Regions from separate parts of the Mus musculus genome. Here region 2 is linked to region 1. A link is a loop called in an ENCODE intact Hi-C map of the cell type or tissue named here. Cell type or tissue: left cerebral cortex. All regions are shown on one strand. Each heading gives the region's core, and the rest is flanking DNA. Links, peaks and the distances in the headings are about the cores only. Region 1 has its middle 27 kb from the start of Asz1. Region 2 overlaps Cttnbp2 (cortactin binding protein 2).

Region 1 (10,340 bases), core at 953-8,952:
AATTACAGTTCTGCTAATATAGAGTAGTGGAACATATTTCAATACATTCAGGATTTTAAGAATATATAGTAATCAGGTAAGAATATTGGAGCTTGGCAGTGTTGGTACACACCTTTAATCCTAGCACTGGGGGAGAAGCAAATGGATTTCTGTGAGTTCAAGTCCCTCCTGGTTTACAGTGTGAGTTCCAGAATAGGCTAATCAAAGCTACATGGGAAAACCCCTGTCTTTAAAAGTTAAAAAAGAAAGGAGAGAGAGAGAGAGAGAGAGAGAGAGAGAGAGAGAGAGAGAGAGAGAGAGAGAGAGAGAAAGGAGGAAAGAAAGGAAGGAAGGAAACAAAAGATAAGAATAATGAATGTCTGGCTAGGAATTAGTTTTTATTTCAATTGTGATTTTTAATATTTCTATCTGCCTAGGTGATATTTAATTCTTCCAAGCATGTATCAATACTCTGCAAATAAATGACTAAAACCTGAATCTTATCAATCTAAATAACTTCTGTGCAGTTGACTAATACAAAGAATTCCAGTAAAGGTCCTTGTTAATTATGAATTGTGCATTTTTACTCCAAGAGAAGAATGGCAGACAGAGTCATAATGGTGTAATTGTTGAATGTTTAAATAAACACAATCTATGTGGGAATGAATAATATGATTTATAAAATAGGAAGTCATACCAGCCAATCAAATTTATTTCAACAAATGATAAAAAAAGATAGTTGTTTTAAAAAGGAACAAGGAAATATAACTTATTAACATTTTCCCTTGACAAAGTCTCCATTCTCCTTTTTCCACCCCTGCCCTCATCATAACACACAGATACATAGACTGTGGTTTTAAACATTGAACTATAGGGCTGGAGAAAAACTTTTATTTTATTTGGAAATTGTTTGAGAAATAAGTAACAGAGTTGGGATAGTTAGTTATTTAAAAGAAAAATGTGATACTTGTTTTTTCAGTAAGAAGTATATTTGTGAATATTATTTTTATTGTTTTAAATTAGAAATACTTTGTGTAGACAGGTGCTTGTCTGTTTGCACTACATGCCTGCTTGGCTCCATGGAGGCTAAAAGAGAGTCAGCTCCCTGGATCTGGAGTTAGAGATTGTGAGCTGCCATGTGAGTGGTGGGGGCTGATCTGCATCCTATGCAGGCACAGCAAGTGCTCCTAATCCCTGTGTCATCTCCAGACCCAAACTTAAAACTTTAAGGTTCAGACACTGATATGTGGTATCTAAGTTGCTGATGACATTACACAAGTGACTTCTGGGTCTGAAAAAATTTAACCAAAATTATTTTTGACTTTTTTAATGAAAATATAATCACAACTTTTCAATCCAAAAGAAGTTTTAAAAGTCCAAGATGTTGGGAGAGAACTGAAAGAGTTGAACATTGGTATAGCTAAGTATAAAAATAGGGTGAAATGCATTGGAAGAAAGAATGCAAGTATATTGTCATTCCAACAGTCATGATAATCCTTTCATAGTTTTGGAAAGTTAAAAAATTATAGCTGAGGGCTGACAAGATGGCTCAGCAATTTAAGATGCTTGCTGTACAAGCTTGGCAACATAAATTTCAACCTGAAAACTCATGTAAACTGGTAAAAGAGCCTGCTCAACAATGAATTCTCTCTCTCCCTCCCTCCCTCCCTCCCTCCCTCCCTCCCTCCCTCTCTCCCTCCCTCCCTCCTTCTCTCCCTCCCTCCCTCTCTCTCTCCCTCTCTCTCTCCCTTTTCCCCCCTCTCTCTCCCCCCCCCTCTCTCTCACACACACACACACATGACCTTATATTAAAATTCTTTCACTGTAGTAAAATGTACACAACATACTATTTTTCATTTTAGGTCTTCCAATGCCAATAAGCCCATTTGTGTGTCATTAAATACTTTTAGTGTTGCATGATCACCATCATGCATTTCCAGAACTTTGTCATCTTCACAAAAAACTCTGCATCCTTTACCCATTACCTCCCCACTCTTTTCCTCTCTCTCAACATCTGCAAATCTCTGTTCTTCCCTAGTCTAGATGCCTACTCTACAGGTTGAACCATAAGATGCTTTTTCTTGTATATATATGAGTAGGATTTAAGAGAAATTTCCATTGGATCATATATCAGAATTTGGTAGCTTTTATGGCATAATGAAGGATTTTGCTGTTGCCATACTCTCAAGAATGTATATACAGTATTTTCTTTTGGGAGAGGAAAGTAAGAGTTAAGCCCTGGAGGCTCTGTGTGGGTTAAAGAAGCCCTAGTTTAGCAGCTGAAAGGGTCAGATGCAGATATTTGCACGCAATCAATGGACAGAAGCTTCTGACCACTGTGGTTGAATTAGAGAAAAGCTAGAAGAAGCTGAGGAGGAGGGCGACCCTGTAGGAGGACCAGCAGTCTCAAGACAAGATCTCTCAAACACTGGACCAACAACCAGGCAGCATACAGCAGCTGATATGAGCCCCCCTCACACACATACAGCAGACGACTGCCAAGTCTGGGTTCAATCAGAGACAATGCATCTAATCCTCAAGAGACTGGAGGCCCCAGGGAGTTTAGAGGTCAGGTGGGAGGGGGGTTGGGGACATCTGCGTGGAGACAGGTGGGTGGGGAGGAGGTATGGGACGTGGAACAGTCAGAGGGTGGATGGGGTTGGGGGTGGGGAATAAAACCTGGAATGTGAGAAATAAAAAAAAATGTTAAAAAAGAAGCCGTTGTTTGATAAGTCTTAGAATATGACCAGTGATAGTCTTTCCTGAAAAACTTTCAAAAGAATAATATAATGTAAACATAATTAAGAGGCATTAGGTCATAGAAACAAAAAGTATAGGTACTTTCTAATAAAATGTTGCTGTTATAACTTATTTAGAGGAAAATAAAGGTTCTGTAGGAGACTGACCTAATATTCTAACCATCTAAGCTGATGGGCAGCTGTAGTTTTTCATATATCTGTCCAGTGGCTAAAAATGCTGACTGCTCTTGCAGAAGAACTAACTTTCGTCCCCAGCAATGACGTCAGGTGACTCACAACAGCCTGTAATTCTGGCTCCAAGGGATCAAGAACTCTCTTCTGGCCTCGGAGGCCACCTGAACTCACATATATGAACAGATTTCCCATCCCTGTTATTTAAAAATAAAGTTTTTAAGGAAGAACTTAAATTACTAATTCTATATGTAATAACTTGCATGAGTCCTACAAACACAACTGAATTAAAGAAGGCAGACACTAAGAGTGAATGACAGCTGAGTGCACATGTCACATAGTTCCTTGGGGACAACTGATGAAGAGGCGACAGGAAGTGGGCTGTAGAACTGGTACAATAGACTTATGAATCTGATGATAGTTACATGGAAATGATTCGCGTACTTTTCTGTACGTGTATTAAATGGCAAGTACTTTAAAAACAAAACCAAATACTAATGAAATTTTGGGTCTAAAACATAAGAAGTTTACTATACCATTTGGCTAGTAATTTTTCTGGACCTCATAGCACAATTTAAAAATGTTGGAATTCCACAAATTAAAGATGCTGCACTCCACAAAGTTAGTGTTGAGGATTTCTGAAATGTTAAGACATGGTCATTCCTTAATCTTCCTCCCTTAGAAAAAGAATTATAGCTCTTACTTCTTGTGGAGAATGAGAACTAAGCTGATCCATGAGCCAGTTGCTAGTAGAAATTAGTGTTGTGCTGTGTTTGTGATATTTGCTGAGTTTTAGTGTAGTATTCGTGCACACAGTGCACTCATTCAAGATGGCTGTTGTTGCAAGAGTAGAAACTGGGAAAGTATTTCTTCTCATGTGTTCATTTTAGATGATTCAGTTCTTATTTTAATGTGGCCATTTAATCTGATCTATATTAGAAAGTGACATACTTTAGTATAGTTTTTATTTTCATCCCAATCTTAACCCATAAGCAATATGCTTCCATCTGAACAGTTCTTCCATCAGGAAATGAAGTATTCCAATTTAGTCTAGCCTAATGAAAATTTCATAACACTAAACTTTCCTGTTTAAGTTATACTTCTTTCCAGTATGCCGTCTAAGCATTTTAACTTTTCTCTTTTCTTCCTTTCTTCTTTTTTTTAACCAGCAGAGGGCAGATAAGACAGAGAAAAGAAATGACAAGAAATTGGCCTCAGTTTCAAGTGGTTAATACTTCTCTCCAAGTCATATATAAAGTGAGTTAGTTGGCTTTCTCTTTTAAAAACAGCCTAATAATAAGATTTAGTTTCTTACACAGGTATCTAACTTGACTAAGGTATCTAATAAAATTAGTACTTTTAATTTTCAATTGTTTACAAATCACTAATTTTAAAAGTCTAAATATTCTTTATATTTTGAAGTGATGTGGTGAAATACCCCTTCCTACTTTGAGCAGAGTTAAACGTCTTTCTTCCATGATTTTGAATTCACTTATGGATAGATTTATATGACTCTTTTCTTCTGTTTTAATAAAGCCATTAGCTATTTTTGTAGTTTGAGTACTACATATCTTAAAAATAATTGAAAGTAACTCAAATGACACACAATCAATTATCTTTTCTTTTTGGCAATAAGTGCTCCACAGGAAGGCTTAAGTACTGTTGTAGGGATATAGTAAAATGTTTTCTCTTGCAACATTAAGGTTGTTTCATCAACAATAAGACATCGTTTCCTGAACATTAGGTGGTACAATTACCTACGTCATCCAACAGATCAGCTTAGCTTTCAAGTAAACATTTTCAATCATAGGTGAAGGTACAACGTGGATTTTTGCTTTTTTTTCTTCTATTTTTTTTTTTTTTTGGTGTAAATGAGATGCTACTGTTTGGGATTAGAGAAAATGCTATATTTTCTCTATTCCTGGGAGGATAAATTTTTATTCTGCTCATTCTACCTACTGTGAGTATCTGCTTTCCTTTCTTACTGAGAATTTTATCTTTAAGACTCTTCTTTTTAAAGGACAAAAAGTTACTTACAGAATCACAGCTGGATAGCAGGTGCTTTGTTTTAGTTACTATGACAAAGTCAGATATTTTAGGTGAGTCCATTTATTGAACTAAAGTCATACGAAATGTAGCTGAGAATTCATTCTTTAATAGGAGGAAAAACTAGAAAGCATTCTTAGAGTTGCTAATTCTATTCTTCTTGTATTCAATAAGAAAAGAATACATTTAGCTTAGGTGAGTCATGAACTTCACTGTATGTATTGAGCAGTAGGAGAAATTAGCCTATCATTTAGTTCTCTTAGAATAAATGCTTCCTGGTACAGTAAACTGGGGTTGGATTTCTGATGTGTAACTTAAATGTGCTAGTATAAGATATTTTTAAAATAAGAGAAACAAGCTGGATGAGAAAAAAATTTTTTACCTTTGTTGAAAAAGCCTCTTGCTCTTAAAAGAGAATTTTTAATTATTGACCGGAAATACGTCTCCCCATGGCATATACTGAAGATGAGCTTATATAGCTCGGGACACAGGTGTGAACTTGAGGAGGGATCTTGAAGACTGGGTGAACAGGAAATCTTGGTCAGACAGAGTGATAGAGCTTCGGGCCCATGTGTAATTTCTCTGAACTATTTCTTCCTGTTGTACTTTGTGGGTGAGCCTGTTTAGTCCAGTTTTACCTTTCTTAAAATACAACATGATTTTATTTCCTTGCTCTAAGCCCTAGGAAGACAGTTGCAAACTTTTTATGTTTTTATTTTCAGATTTTTGAGTTTATGATGATACAAAAGGGCGCTTGCTATTCAAGAGAAAGCATTTTGAAGTTTGACTTGCTTATTCTGTTAATATGCAGAAAGGCTCCCTTTGTGCCAGGTACCCAATTGATACTTTAAAGTAAATTCTGTTGCTAAACTATGATGTCTAGCAACTTAGGTGTATTAAATGTACATTTAAAAAATATTTTATTTGTTTTATGTGTATAATTATACTGTAGTTGTTTTCAGACACACCAGAAGGGGGCATCAGATCACATTACAGATGGTTGTAAGCTACCATGTGGTTGCTGGGAATTGAACCCAGGACCTCTAGAAAAGCTGCCAGTGCTCTTAACCGGGGAGCCATCTCTCCAGCCCCTTAAATGTGCATTCTTTATTTGGATTATGTTTCTATTTAAGGTGACTTTATCCAGATTTGGCCTCATCAGAAAGCTAGGAGCTTTACCTGACTTCCTTAGCAGCCTTAATAGGTATGGGCTACCTTATCTTGGCAGGTGTCATTCTGAAGAACACAGTTCAAGTCTGTTTTTTCTATAACCACTCCTCCTTCACCGTCTCTATCCCTCTTCATAAAGACTGCTCCTCTTTGCCCATAAACTTCAAAGTTATCTTGTCTTCCAGTGGCCCTTGATTTTAAGATTCAATTTTGATAGTGTCTTTTCTTTTTTTTTTCTTTCCATTTTTTATTAGGTATTTAGCTCATTTACATTTCCAATGCTATACCAAAAGTCCCCCATACCTACCCACCCCCACTCCCCTACCCGCCCACTCCCCCTTTTTGGCCCTGGCGTTCCCCTGTTCTGGGGCATATAAAGTTTGCGTGTCCAATGGGCCTCTCTTTCCAGTGATGGCCGACTAGGCCATCTTTTGATATATATGCAGCTAGAGTCAAGAGCTCCGGGGTACTGGTTAGTTCATAATGTTGATCCACCTATAGGGTTGCAGATCCCTTTAGCTCCTTGGGTACTTTCTCTAGCTCCTCCATTGGGAGCCCTGTGATCCATCCATTAGCTGACTGTGAGCATCCACTTCTGTGTTTGCTAGGCCCCGGCATAGTCTCACAAGAGACAGCTACATCTGGGTCCTTTCGATAAAATCTTGCTAGTGTATGCAATGGTGACAGCGTTTGGATGCTGATTATGGGGTGGATCCCTGGATATGGCAGTCTCTACATGGTCCATCCTTTCATCTCAGCTCCAAACTTTGTCTCTGTAACTCCTTCCAAGGGTGTTTTGTTCCCACTTCTAAGAAGGGGCATAGTGTCCACACTTCAGTCTTCATTTTTCTTGAGTTTCATGTGTTTGGAAATTGTATCTTATATCTTGGGTATCCTAGGTTTTGGGCTAATATCCACTTATCAGTGAGTACATATTGTGTGAGTTCCTTTGTGAATGTGTTACCTCACTCAGGATGATGCCCTCCAGGTCCATCCATTTGGCTAGGAATTTCATAAATTCATTCTTTTTAATAGCTGAGTAGTACTCCATTGTGTAGATGTACCACATTTTCTGTATCCATTCCTCTGTTGAGGGGCATCTGGGTTCTTTCCAGCTTCTGGCTATTATAAATAAGGCTGCTATGAACATAGTGGAGCATGTGTCCTTCTTACCAGTTGGGGCATCTTCTGGATATATGCCCAGGAGAGGTATTGCTGGATCCTCCGGTAGTACTATGTCCAATTTTCTGAGGAACTGCCAGACGGATTTCCAGAGTGGTTGTACAAGCCTGCAATCCCACCAACAATGGAGGAGTGTTCCTCTTTCTCCACATCCTCGCCAGCATCTGCTGTCACCTGAATTTTTCATCTTAGACATTCTGACTGGTGTGAGGTGGAATCTCATGGTTGTTTTGATTTGCATTTCCCTGATGATTAAGGATGTTGAACATTTTTTCAGGTGCTTCTCTGCCATTCGGTATTCCTCAGGTGAGAATTCTTTGTTCAGTTCTGAGCCCCATTTTTTAATAGGGTTATTTGATTTTCTGAAGTCCACCTTCTTGAGTTCTCTTGGAGGATTTTACCTTTGATGAGAACGAAGTGCCCCTCCTTGTCTTTTTTGATGACTTTGGGTTGGAAGTCAATCTTATCAGATATTAGGATGGCTACTCCAGCTTGTTTCTTCATACCATTTGCTTGGAAAATTGTTTTCCAGCCTTTTATTCTGAGGTAGTGTCTATCTTTTTCTCTGAGATGTGTCTCCTGTAAACAGCAAAATGTTGGGTCTTGTTTGTGTAGCCAGTTTGTTAGTCTATGTCTTTTTATTGGGGAGTTGAGACCATTGATGTTAAGAGATATTAAGGAAAAGTAATTGTTGCTTACTGTTATTTTTGTTGTTAAAGTTGGCATTCTGTTCTTGTGGCTGTCTTCTTTTAGGTTTGTTGAGGGATTACCTTCTTGTTTTTTCTAGGGCATTGTTCCCATTCTTGTATTGGTTTTTTTCTGTTACTAACCTTTGAAGGGCTGGATTCGTGGAGAGATAATGTGTGAATTTGGTTTTGTCGTGGAATACTTTGGTTTCTCCATCTATGGTAATTGAGAGTTTGGCTGGGTATAGTAGCCTGGGCTGGAATTTGTGTTCTCTTAGTGTCTGTATAACATCTGTCCAGGCTCTTCTGGCTTTCATAGTCTCTGGTGAAAAATCTGGTGTAATTCTGATAGGCTTGCCTTTGTATGTTACTTGACCTTTTTCCCTTACTGCTTTTAGTATTCTATCTTTATTTAGTGCATTTGTTGTTCTGATTATTATGTGTCGGGAGGAATTTCTTTTCTGGTCCAGTCTATTTGGAGTTCTGTAGGCTTCTTGTATGTTCATAGGTATCTCTTTCTTTATATTTGGGAAGTTTTCTTCAATAATTTTGTTGAAGATGTTTGCTGGTCCTTTGAGTTGAAAATCTTCATTCTCATCCACTCCTATTATCCGTAGGTTTGGTCTTCTCATTGTGTCCTGGATTTCCTGGATATTTTGAGTTAGGATCTTTTTGCATTTTCCATTTTCTTTGATTGTTGTGCCGATGTTCTCTATGGAATCTTCTGCACCTGAGATTCTCTCTTCCATCTCTTGTATTCTGTTGCTGATGCTCAAATCTATGGTTCCAGATTTCTTTCCTAGGGTTTCTATCTCCAGTGTTGCCTCACTTTGAGTTTTCTTTATTGTGTCTACTTCCCTTTTTAGGTCTAGTATGGTTTTGTTCATTTCCATCACCTGTTTGTATGTTTTTTCCTCTTTTTCTGTAAGGACTTCTACCTGTTTGATTGTGTTTTCCTGTTTTTCTTTAAGGACTTGTAACTCTTTAGCAGTGTTCTCCTGTATTTCTTTAAGTGATTTATTAAAGTCCTTCTTGATGTCCTCTACCATCATCATGAGATATGCTTTTAAATCTAGTTCTAGGTTCTCGGGTGTGTTGGGGTGCCCCGGGCTGGGCGAAGTGGGAGTGCTGGGTTCTGATGATGGTGAGTGGTCTTGGTTCCTGTTAGTAGGATTCCTACGTTTACCTTTCGCCATCTCGTAATCTCTGGAGTTAGTAGTTATAGTTGACTCTGTTTAGAGATTGTTCTTCTGGTGATTCTGTTACCGTCTCTCAGCAGACCTGGGAGACAGATTCTCTCCTCTGAGTTTCAGTGCTCAGAGCACTCTCTGCTGGCAAGCTCTCTTACAGGGAAGGTGCGCAGATATCTTGTTTTTGGACCTCCTCCTGGTCGAAGAAGAAGGCCCAAAACAGGGCCTCTCTCAGAAGCTGTGTTGCTTTGGCAGTTCCCAGAAGCTGTCAGCTTCTGTGGTGCAGACTCTCACCTGTGCAGACTAAATTCCTAAGTTCCAGGGAGTCCTGGAACCAAGATGGCGACCACTGCTGCTGCGGCTAAGGCCGCCTCCCAAGCCAGGGGGACACCTGTCCTCTGGTCCGGACGGTGGCCGGCTGTCTGCGGCCCGCCAAGGGTGCTGCCTCAGCGGCTCTGTGCTAGACATCCTAATTCTTAGATGGGATTGATCTTAGATATCACTGATTCTTTCTCATGGACATTTATATGTTGAGAATAGATTTCATCCTGTTTTATCTGTCAATAGCTTTATTTATATATTTGTTTCTCTTTCTATGCTACTATAAGCTCCCAGAGAACAAAGACTAAGTCTTGTTCCCAGAGAGCATCGTGTGCCCTGCAGGAGGCACAGACATTTGGAAAAGCCAAAACTATTAGCATTTTCCAGGCCTTCAGAAGAAAGAAATTCAGGTCACAAAATTATGTATCTAAATGTCAAAGTTAACAAATGGATACTATGAAAACACATAAATATTCATAATGGTCCCCAAAGTAGTTGTGCTTTTCATGAAACAATCATAGAGCTTCTAAAAATAATTAAGTGTCTTTATGTAATCTGAGATGAGGCTTGAATGGAAGGGTCTTCCAGACTGTGAAGGGCCATCACATCTTATGAACACTTGATTCCTGTTGTTTGATAAGAGTCAAATTTATATATATTTGTTATATATATCGAGGAGAAAAACAAGCTCATTTTTTTACCACTTTAACTAACTACATACAACTTTGTAGTAGGAGACACATAACCAGATGAGTTGTGACTCTGTGACTTACTTTCTCAGTTAGTAAACTGATTAATGCTTCATGAGATTTTAAATTATTTATCTTTTGGAAATA
Region 2 (10,340 bases), core at 1,176-9,175, 240 kb after region 1:
CAAAGCTCTGAGAGCGTTAACATTGCTTTGACAGTAATAATGCACCCATACAGCAATGCAATCCCTGAAAGATTTAAAACTCAAGTTTAACTCGTCAAATAAAGACATCTTGGAGAGGAAGGCAACAGTTTGCCTTAAACTGTCTGTTGTATCTTCTTGAAAGGTTGAAGTCACAAGAGATGCTAGCTCTAATGCTGGAATCAGTTTGGGCAGCGCTGACAGCTGGGTCTCCCAAGACTCAGACTTAATTGTCTTGGGTGGGGCATGGGTAGATAGATGGCTTTCAAATATCTCCCACATGTGTAAAGTGCAGCCAAACTTAAAACCTTACCTCAACTCTTCAAGATACTTTTTTTTTTTTTTTTTTTTTTTTTTTTTTTGCATTGAGCTACTCAGTGGTGGCACTGATCCAAGCCTTTTCTGTTCACACAGTTGGAGACTTTAGGGCCCATTCTGTTGTGATTGTCGCCAGTTAATTAGCTTACACCTTTAGCTCTCAGTTATGCTTGAGGACTGCGGTGTAGACCCACCAATCACCACAATTAGCATTGCTCCTCTACCTGCATTTTTAATTTAATCTTTCTAAGGCATCTCCTTTGGCACATTACAAGTTAATACTGTCCTTTCAACTGAGCACAGGGTCACCAGTTATCTCTAATATCTGCTTTCATCTTCTACCTAAGGTAATGTTGCCTGCAAAATCAGTAGACAATTATGAAATTATGGCAGTACTGGTGGAGGAACAAAATGCATGGGTGGTGGGGGTGGGGGTGGGGGGTGGAGATAAAATTTCTCATTGACTTCAGAAGTCCCAAATTCCTAGGTATGTCCTAAATATGTCACCAAAGGCCTTTTAAAAGTCTACCTCAAATCTTCGTCCCTTTCCACTTATGATGCTCTATTAAAGTCCTGATAAGCTCTCCATATAACCACTGAGCCACCCCTAGATCACTGAAGTGGAACCCATGGCTGCCCAAGCTTTAGACCCAGCTATTGCGAAACCTCTCAGTCAGCTGCGAGCAACTCTGATCTACCCTTGTCTGGGCTTTCAACACTTTCCTAATGAGTAAAAGGCAGTGATGGGGCAATATGAGGTCCAGAACACAAGCATCTGTAGGGGAAAGAAGGCTGGGCTGCAAACTTGTGGCCTGGGAGAGGGAGCGCTTTCCTTCAGCCAGGTTTGCTTTTTCACACCAGCAAACTGCAAGGGAACCTGGGAAGAGGGTTAAGCTATACCCACACCAGTTCATGCTCCACTGCATCACAGCATGGTATCGGTGAAGAAAATGAAAGAAAACCACAATCATCTTAGCATGCTTGGTTTTCTTTGAAAAAAAAAAAAAAACAAAAACAAAACTGTTGATGATGCTAACAAGTTGAGAGACCCAAGTACTAATACTGTTTAAGTATGAGATGTCCTTCTAAAAACCTACGAACTGGATGCTTGGGTCCTAGTACTGTTTTGGACATTTCTAGAAAACTCAAGGAGTCGGGTTTAGGCAGGAAAAAGTGGGTCCCCAGGGGTGGGTCCTTGGAGATCCTTGTCCATCCTTCTGTCTGTCTCCTTCCTTTCTGCTTACATAGGAAGCACAGAGCTCTCCTCAGCCACATACTCCCTCAGCCATGATGTTCTGCTTGCATACATGAGCCAAAAGATCTTGAACTAAAACCCCTGAAAGCATGAGATAAATATTTCCTCCCCTACATTGTTCTGGCTAGGGATTTGGTCAGCATCACACAAAAGAGAACTAATACAGTCCAGCTTGGTGGGTACTAGATATCGAGAATCCTGACCTGATACTTAACTGTGAAATCACATTCAGGACACCATAACGGAACATCGTGGGACCTAATCATTGCCCTACTAAGGTACATTAGTTACTCTGCTGATTGTTGTGATGGCTTCCAAGCAGCTGTGGGGAGGAAGGATTCGTATGGCTCAGAGTTGAAGGGATGCAGAGTTAGGTGGGAAAGGCTGCTGTAAAGAAGTTAGGAAGTAGAGAGTGATGGGTAGCGACTATGTATCATACTCCACTTTTCTGTGTTACGGGCCAGGTCTTCCATCTATGGGGGATGGGAGCCATCCACCTCCTATGTGTGTCTCTTCTCTTCAGTTAAACCTTCCTAGAATCACTCTTATAGACACAACAGAGGTGTGTTTCTATGTTGATGCTGAAGTCAGTGAAGCTGAGATGATTATACGTTGGGGACTGGCCTATGTGATAATGTGGTCTAAAATACAGTAGATCGTATATGTTATTTAGTGGTACACCACTGTCTAGCATGGGAAAGGGCCTGAATTTGCTCCCTGGCATAACAAAAGCCAGGGGGATCATGTTTAAAAAATATATCAATCACAGTACCTACCTATAATATAGAATGTAAATGGGAATGTCACCATTTTTGATGCATTATCTCTGATAAAATACAGGGTTAATACCAAGACACCAAATGGGAAAGGAGATAATGTGGTGGTGGGTTTTTTTTTGGGGGGGTATACATTGGTGCTTTACTTGTGTGTATATCTGTGTAAGGGTGTGGGATGATCCTCGAGCTACAGATACTTGTAAGCTGCCATGTGACTACTAAAACTTGAAACCTGGTCCCCTGGAATATCAGTCAGTACCCTTAACTGCTGAGCCATCTGTCCAGCTCTGTAGTGTATTATTTTTAATTCTGTCCTTTGATCTGTATCACAAAGACAAGCAGAATGACTACATAATTTACTAAAAATTCTAACAGCTAGAATATGTTTGGGGAGTCCAGCCTGAGTGAGATTCTGGAGTTATCAGGAGGGGCTAAGTACGTGGAAGCTGACTTGGGCTTAGTGTAGTCACAGAAATTCAAAGTCTGAGTATGCAAATCGGAAAACATGCTTACAGGGAGTGAAGGAATGATGTTCCCAGCACTCTGGCAGCCAAGCATCATTTTAGGGTATCTTTCCCAAAGATCCCCAAATAGGAGCCTTAAGGACTGTTTAAACCTTTTTGCCCTAAAGCTCCCAAGGTCTCAGTACAATCCTCTAACGAAAACTTTAATTTATTTTCATAAAGTTGTTTTAAGTATGTAGCCCAAACAAACCATTTTTAAATCTGAGCGAGCCCTTCGTGCAATATTAAGCATTTTCTCTAAGCTTCACAGTCAGCTATTGGATGGATCACAGGGCCTCTAATGGAGAAGCTAGAGAAAGTACCCAAGGAGCTAAAGGGAACTGCAATCCTATAGGTGGGACAACAATATGAACTAACCAGTACCCCGGAGCTCTTGTCTTTAGCTGCATATGTATCAAAAGATGGCCTAGTCGGCTATCACTGGAAAGAGAGGCCCATTGGGCTTGCAAACTTTATATGCCCCAGTACAGGGGAACGCCAGGGCCAAAAAGGGGGAGTGGGTGGGTAGGGGAGTGGGGGGGTGGGTATGGGGGACTTTTGGGATAGCATTTGAAATGTAAATGAGGAAGATACCTAATAAAAAATTTTAAAAAAAGATATGACGATCTCTCTTGATGCTAAAGGGAGAGACAGGTTGCTTCCAGCAGATAGGACTGTGTCAGGGGTGGGGTGTTAGAGGAGAAGGGAATGAAAAGTGGAGGTGGGGAGGATACAATTCACAAGTGGAAAAGTTAGATGAAAGAATAGCAGCCCCTGAAAATATATGTGGGAATAAAGAAGGCATGTAGAAAGTAAAAGACAAAAGCTATATCTTAGAGCACTGGATATCATGCCTGGCTACACATGAGATCAAGAGTCCTGTCTGTATCTTAGTCTAATTACACCAGAACATTTAGAGGGCAGAGTTCAGGAAGTGGAGATTTACCAAAAAGCTTGAAGTAGATGTCTCTGGTGACATTATGTCACCAGAGATGAAGATTAGTCTGAATTTACGTCATTTAGAAAATAGAAAAACATTTACAGTATTTGTCATTTATATTGATGATTTGCGTGTTTTGCTGTTTTGCTTAAGAAATAGTTACAGTCCTTCACTGTCAGAGAGTTACACAGGGCCAGGAGGAGCAGGTTCCTGACGGAGTATGCCTTCTGGCCATGAAGGAGAAAGTAATTTCAGTTAATCCAGAGTGCTCTCACCTCTGAAGGGAGTTATTTCCTGATAAGAGGAGAAACTGGGCGTGGAACCAAGAAATGCCAGGTGCGTTGTAAACAAGATAGAGAAGGAAGGACTCTGCCAGCTTCCAGACAGCTGGGGGATTCTGCCCTCTGCTGGCAGCTCCTGAGAAAAGCATCCTCTAGATGGGAACTGCCCCGAAGAAAGCAGGATGCGGCTCTCTTAAAACCCACAGCCACCTGCACAGAGTTCTTAAGAGGCCAGGCAAGATCAAGGACACCTCAAGCTCCCTTCTAAAACAAAGCTTCGTCTCTGCCCGTAGCTTGCATTATTTTCAGCCCCATATTTTTATGGATAATGGCTTGTAGTAGAAAAATAAGGTTTGTCTATCAGACATTTAAACAAAAAGCAACATTGTCTAACATTTTTTTTCAGTGTCAGAATTTGAACCCAAAGATTTATCTGTGCTAAGAAAGGACTGCACTCTACCACTGAGCCATTTCTATAGTGAACAGACAACAATATAGTCATATAAGAAATGACTTGGTACTAGGGGGAAATTGTTCAGTAGTGCTCATTATTCCATTTCTTGAGATGTTCTGGGCCTATTTCTCTATGCCATACAATGAATCCTAAAGAGTGGTTCTAGGGGACCAACCAAAGCTCAGAGAAACTGTCACACATGGACAGTGAATTAAGGACTTAAATATGGCAGAAAGACAAACTCTAAACAAAATATTTTCAAACCAAATGCTCCTGGCAGGCAGAGAGGTCTTTATAGCATGTTCTGTATCTTATTAGGGCCTTTAGCCCACTTCCTTCCTTTCAATACAGATACCACTAACCAGAACTAATGAACCACAGCAGCAGAAGCTGTGGACCCAGGACTGTAGGCTAACCAGCTAAAGATTAGTCATTTAATAGTTACACCATGCCCACTTTAAAACCTGCCCCACCTCTCCTTGCACACACAGGTCTTTGTGAGCCATTGTGGGGGTAGATGTGAACAGGAAGGGAAGGGGGACGCAATGGAGCTTATTGAACACAAACCATGTATTACTAAGTGCCTCTAGGTCCTGTACACCCTCACAAAGCAGTGGATGGGCAGGATTTTATCCAAGGTTCCTGTTCACCCAGAAGACCGAGTTGTTCTGTCCCTTATGGGAGCTAACACAATCCACAGAAACCTTGGCCCTTCTGTTTGCCTCTCTGACTTGATTTTTTGAAAGACGGTCTCTCACTAAAACTCTAAGAAAATGAGAGTTTGTAAGTGTCTAAGCTCTTTATGTTACCATTCAGCCTCTGCAGTATTTAACTCAAGATGCACCCAAGGCAAGAAATCTTAAGCTGTTTGTTAAACAGAAATGGAGACAAAGATTTTAAGATAGACACAACATTTAGAAATACAATATCAAACGGTAAGAAAAAGTCAGATCAGCATATTACCAGAACATTTTAAAATCTTAATTTGTACACTTTTTCCTATTTCTTCTCTCCGTGTAAATTACAGAGTTGAAAAGTCAGTTCCGCAACAAGCCCTTTGTCTCTCCTTTTGGAAAGAAAAACATTTACCTTCTGTGGCACTGGTGTCCTCAGGTTAAGAGGTGCTGAAGTCCCAGGGTTGGTTCTTGAACTATCAAACTTCCTCAAGTCATCCCTGGAATCAGCAATCTGAAAAGACACAAGCCACCAAGTCCATCCTCCAAGACACAAGCCACCAAGTCCATCCTCCACTGATGCACTGTGGCTCGCCTGAAACAGAGCCAAGCACCTCGACGGAGAAGCCACAGTAGGGCAGACACCCACTTCCCTAACTTGGAAAACTTCTAGAGAAGATGTCTCTAGACTGTCCTGCTCAAACGACATTTTTTAAACCAAAGACAAAAAGTCTATTAAAAAGGTATCTCTTATAGAAAGCAGAGGATTAAAAAAAAAAAAAAAGGAGAAGAATCTACTTGGCGAGTCAGGACAAAAAAAATTAGTATGTGAGTCATTATTTCATTTTTGCTGTAGATAAGGATTTTAGTTTATTTCCAGTAAGGTTGAATAAAGCAGCCACTTTTACTTTTCCTAGAGAGTTTAAGTGTTCATCTGAAATCGTTGAATCTGTCACTGGATCTACACTACATTATATCTTTGTTCCCTTTCAAGTAAAAGTTTTTATGGAGGAGGCTTGGACAAACGTACTGCAGACACAAGAGTGCCAAAACAGGTTCAACTTGATGCTATTAATGTTTTCCTTGAGATTTCAGGTAACTGGTTTCTCTATCTGGTTCTCAAGTTTCACAGCTTAAAGACCATGACAATACATATTATATGGGATCACCCTTTTCCTTATTTGTAAAGAATGTTGCTGCAACTCTGTCTATAACAGGTTCATAGATTCAGGATCTTCTATGAAGCTTGTATCTTACCTATATATAGCTTATGTACTAAAATTGGCGATGATAGTGTCTGAAAAACTCAAACTTAGGCTTTTGTATAAAGCTACTTACGGAGACAGACACTGGGTTCAAGGGTTGTCTAAGCTAACATAGTAGAGAGAATCTATATCAAAACATGAAGACGGGATGCAGCTCAGGGGTAGAACACTTGTCTAGCATGCAAACCCCAGGTTTTACCCCCCCCCATATCACACACACACACACACACACACACACACACACACACCTTCCCCAAATCAAAAGTCTGCTCAAATAGATATGCTGGCTTGATTTGTGCTGATACAATTAATACACAATTTTAAGTTCAGGTGTTTCAGAGAACAGCAAAGCCCCTATTACTATCCAATGGCTTGGGAGAAATGAATCCAAGCAAAGCTTTCTGAGCAAAGCAAAGGATGACTCGATCTATAGCATCAACAATGATACCTGATAAGACACTTCATTTAGAGGATGAATTTTAGGATGTGGCTCCCAGCATCCTGTTGTAAAGTCACATCTCTACTGGACAGAGCCAATGACCGTGCACCTGGGGAATGCTTACCTTACTTATATCAGACTCAGATTTGCTGGAACACATACTCTGGAGTTCTTTGACCAGATCTGCTTCATCATCTGAACCCAAAGAGAGTCTGTGGTCCAAAGTCAATGTCACAGATAGATCATTCTCTAAGGACCTAATACAAAGGCCAGAGGAGAGTTTTTCAAAAATGGGAACAAACCAGTTATCAAATAGAGAACTCTAGACACTCTACCTTCTGAACTTTGAGATGAAGAAGAGTTTCCAATATCCTCCCAAGTAACTCATAAAGTCATCCAGTGCAACAACAGCCCTATACCAAGAGATGTGAATACTAAGTGGTATTCTCAAGATGTCATTAACTTCCAGCCAAGAAACTCTTAGTAGGATAACAGTTCTTTTTTTCACAAAGAAAGCTATGTAGGTGTAGACTATTTCCAATCTCCTTTCTTTCTCCCTTTTCTCTATCACTTAGGTCTGACAAAGTGAAGTTCAACCCATAGAGGTTTGCCAATATGCCTGTCCAAACGCTGAACAAGGATGACAGCAGTGAGCATGCCAGCATGGACAGGGAAGAGCCCACAAGGCCTGAGTCCTACACAAAGAATCCTGGCACTCAATGAAAGCTGAATGAGGGAGAAGTAGTTTTCTCCAGGGAAGAGCAGTACCAATGTAAAACATACATAAGAATACATACACATAGCGATACATACATACATACATACAATAACATTATACAGTCCGAGCAGGTTATAGTTAAGAATCCTAAAGAAAAGAGAGAACAGGATGGAAAGGAGAGTGGCAGGATTTAGAGCAGTGGTTATTAACCTTCCTAAGGCTGTGACCTTTGAATAGGATCCCTCATGCTGTGGGTGATCCACAATTATGAAATTATTTTGTTACCACTTCAGAACTGTATCTTCTGACTGTTATTGATCATCATGTAAATATCTGATATGCTGGATATCTGATACGTAACCCCAAAGGTTGAAAACCATTGGTTTACAAGGAGAGAAGGGAGAAATGTAAATGTATCCAAAAATTATAAAAAAAAATTTTAAAGTAATGAGCAGGGGGCTTGCGGGCTGGGGTGGGGAGAGGAGCGTGTGTCAGTGTAATACACTGGAATGAAAATTCATAATAAACTTGAGTTGGCCATGCTAAGACTAGCCTAATTATTTTTCTCTTAGCAGTACAGGCTTCCAAGTACTCTCAATTGAAAAAGAAACTTAGAATGACTTCTTAGGGTTGGGGGCGGGGGGAGCTTACTCAAGCTTTGGTATGTGATGGTCTTAATGGAAAGTCACATAAAATGCAATCTCATTTACCTCTCTCTGTAACACTATAATCAGGGTACATGGTGTGCATTTTATTTGCAAACTATCCAAATATTTCTATCCTATAATTAGCGACATGTTTCTTTATAGTCCAAAATACTTGTAGCTAAAATAATCAATAGTACTATAAGGGGAATATACCTAAGATGATCACTATAAACACAGTACTTATAGGTAAATAAGCAATGCTGTTCAGTAAATCTAGTGTTAAAAAAAGCTATCGATGGATTGCCTAAGTCAATGGTTTACAACCTTCCCACTGCTATGACACTTGAATATAGTTCTTTCTATTGTAGTGACTTCAACCATAAAATTACTTTCATTGCTACTTCATAACTGTAATTTTGCAATATATGAATTGTAATATAAGTTTCTGACATGAAAGATGGTCTTAGGCAAGCCCATGAAGTTAGCCTACAAAAGGGGTCGCGGCCCACAGGTTGAGAACCACTGGTCTAAATGTTCACAAATGTAAGCCTTCTTACAGAATTGTTAAATGAAAAAGTTCGATTAAAAAGTGAATCCCAGCACTCGGGAGGCAGAGGCAGAGGCAGGTGGATTTCTGAGTTCAAGGCCAGCCTGGTCTACAAAGTGAGCTCCAGGACAGCCAGGGCTATACAGAGAAACCCTGTCTTGAAAAACCAAAAAAAAAAAAAAAAAAAAAAAAAAAAAAAAAAAAAGTGACCCCTGCTGGGCACTGGTGGCTCACACCTTTAATCCCAGCACTTGAAAGGCAGAGGCAAGGGGATTTCTGAGTTCCAGACCAGCCTGGTCTACAGAGTGAGTTCCTTGTCTTGAATCCCTCCCCCCCAAAAAGTGAACCCTAGTTCTATAGATTTATTCAACAAGTTAAAAACAAAATAGGTTTTACATTATGCTTATTGAAGTTAACAAGATTTCATCTAAAGTTTGTATTAATGTGTTGTCTCGGTTATGATATTTATTACTCCAAAATCATATTATTATTATTATTGCAAAAGCTGCACAAAATAATGTTAACAATATACCAAATACTTTAAAAAGCTAATTAATTATTAAACTCAAGTGTTAATTAAAGTTAGCTAATAATTAAACTCAAGTTTTCTGTGATGTAAATAAAACTTGAAAGGGAACTTACTGTTGCTTCGACAGAGAGGAGTTCCTGTTAGTATTCAGGTGTGGTATAGTCTTGTTCCTCATACCTGTTGCGAAACAGCCATGGTCAATAGAATTTCATTGTTCCATTATTCCTGTGCACTCATAAGTGCTTGTGTGTGTGTGAGTGTGTGTGTGTGTTTTTCCTAGATTCTAGACTCTGAAGCACTGGGCTCAATTTAAGAAACCTGCCATTGGTTTTTATAAATGCCATTGGTTTTTTTATAAATGGCCCATACACTCAGTATTTGATCTATTGATATATTTAGGTCTTTATCCCCAAAATACCAAAAGGGGAACTAGAACCTGCCATTTCATGAGCATAATCCACCATCAGGTGCACATTTTGATGTGTTACCTGTTAGTCTTATGTTGCATGTAGCACCAACAATGTACTTGTAAAAGTTTAATTTTTAGAAACTATTATTATTCAGAAATTAGGAATGGTATATAAAGAACAATAAAAATCAAGCTAATATTTTCCAATTTGTAAATTATGGATCTCTTAAGAAAACAGAAAATGTCAGACTCTATGTATTCTTGTATAAGAACATTTATTTGTATCATGTGTCCTGATACAATGTGTTTCCTACTAGACTATAGTCAGAGATGTATAAGAAACAATGTTAAGTCATTTTAGATTCAAGATATATTTCTATGACTTCAAATTTCATAAACTCACTAAAACACTTAGCTACTTCTGAATGAAGGCTGAAATTATGTGAATGCTGCTGACCCAAATGTTCTCTGAAGAATGATCTTAGGCAGGAATGTAACTTAGTGATATAGTTCTTGCTTCAAGTGCTCTGAGCCTTGACTTTGAATGCCACAGCCACAAGGGAAAAA

Evidence for each region. Hi-C counts contacts between places; a loop is a spot of excess contacts. Peaks named below come from ENCODE experiments on the same cell type or tissue, not always from the same donor. Only the 100,000 strongest peaks of a DNase experiment are listed, where the experiment ranks them.
Region 2: a loop joins it to region 1, with 8 times the contacts of the local background. A loop is called at or near these places in 8 of 42 quality-filtered maps.

Annotation. Positions count from the first base shown.
Region 1 is chr6:18,131,345-18,141,684 of GRCm38, forward strand. No RefSeq gene overlaps it. Among named protein-coding and RNA genes, the nearest start is that of Asz1, 27 kb to the left of the region's middle. In left cerebral cortex, for the core only: CTCF peaks have their summits at 4,082 (motif pointing right) and 5,919 (motif pointing right); no DNase peak of the experiment used is centred there.
Region 2 is chr6:18,368,890-18,379,229 of GRCm38, forward strand. Cttnbp2 (cortactin binding protein 2) reads right to left here. Exons shown (of 23, transcript NM_080285.2): 20 at 9,478-9,541; 21 at 7,048-7,180; 22 at 5,635-5,733. Among named protein-coding and RNA genes, the nearest start is that of Gm40356, 61 kb to the right of the region's middle. In left cerebral cortex, for the core only: a CTCF peak has its summit at 4,208 (motif pointing left); a DNase peak (open chromatin) is centred at 4,205.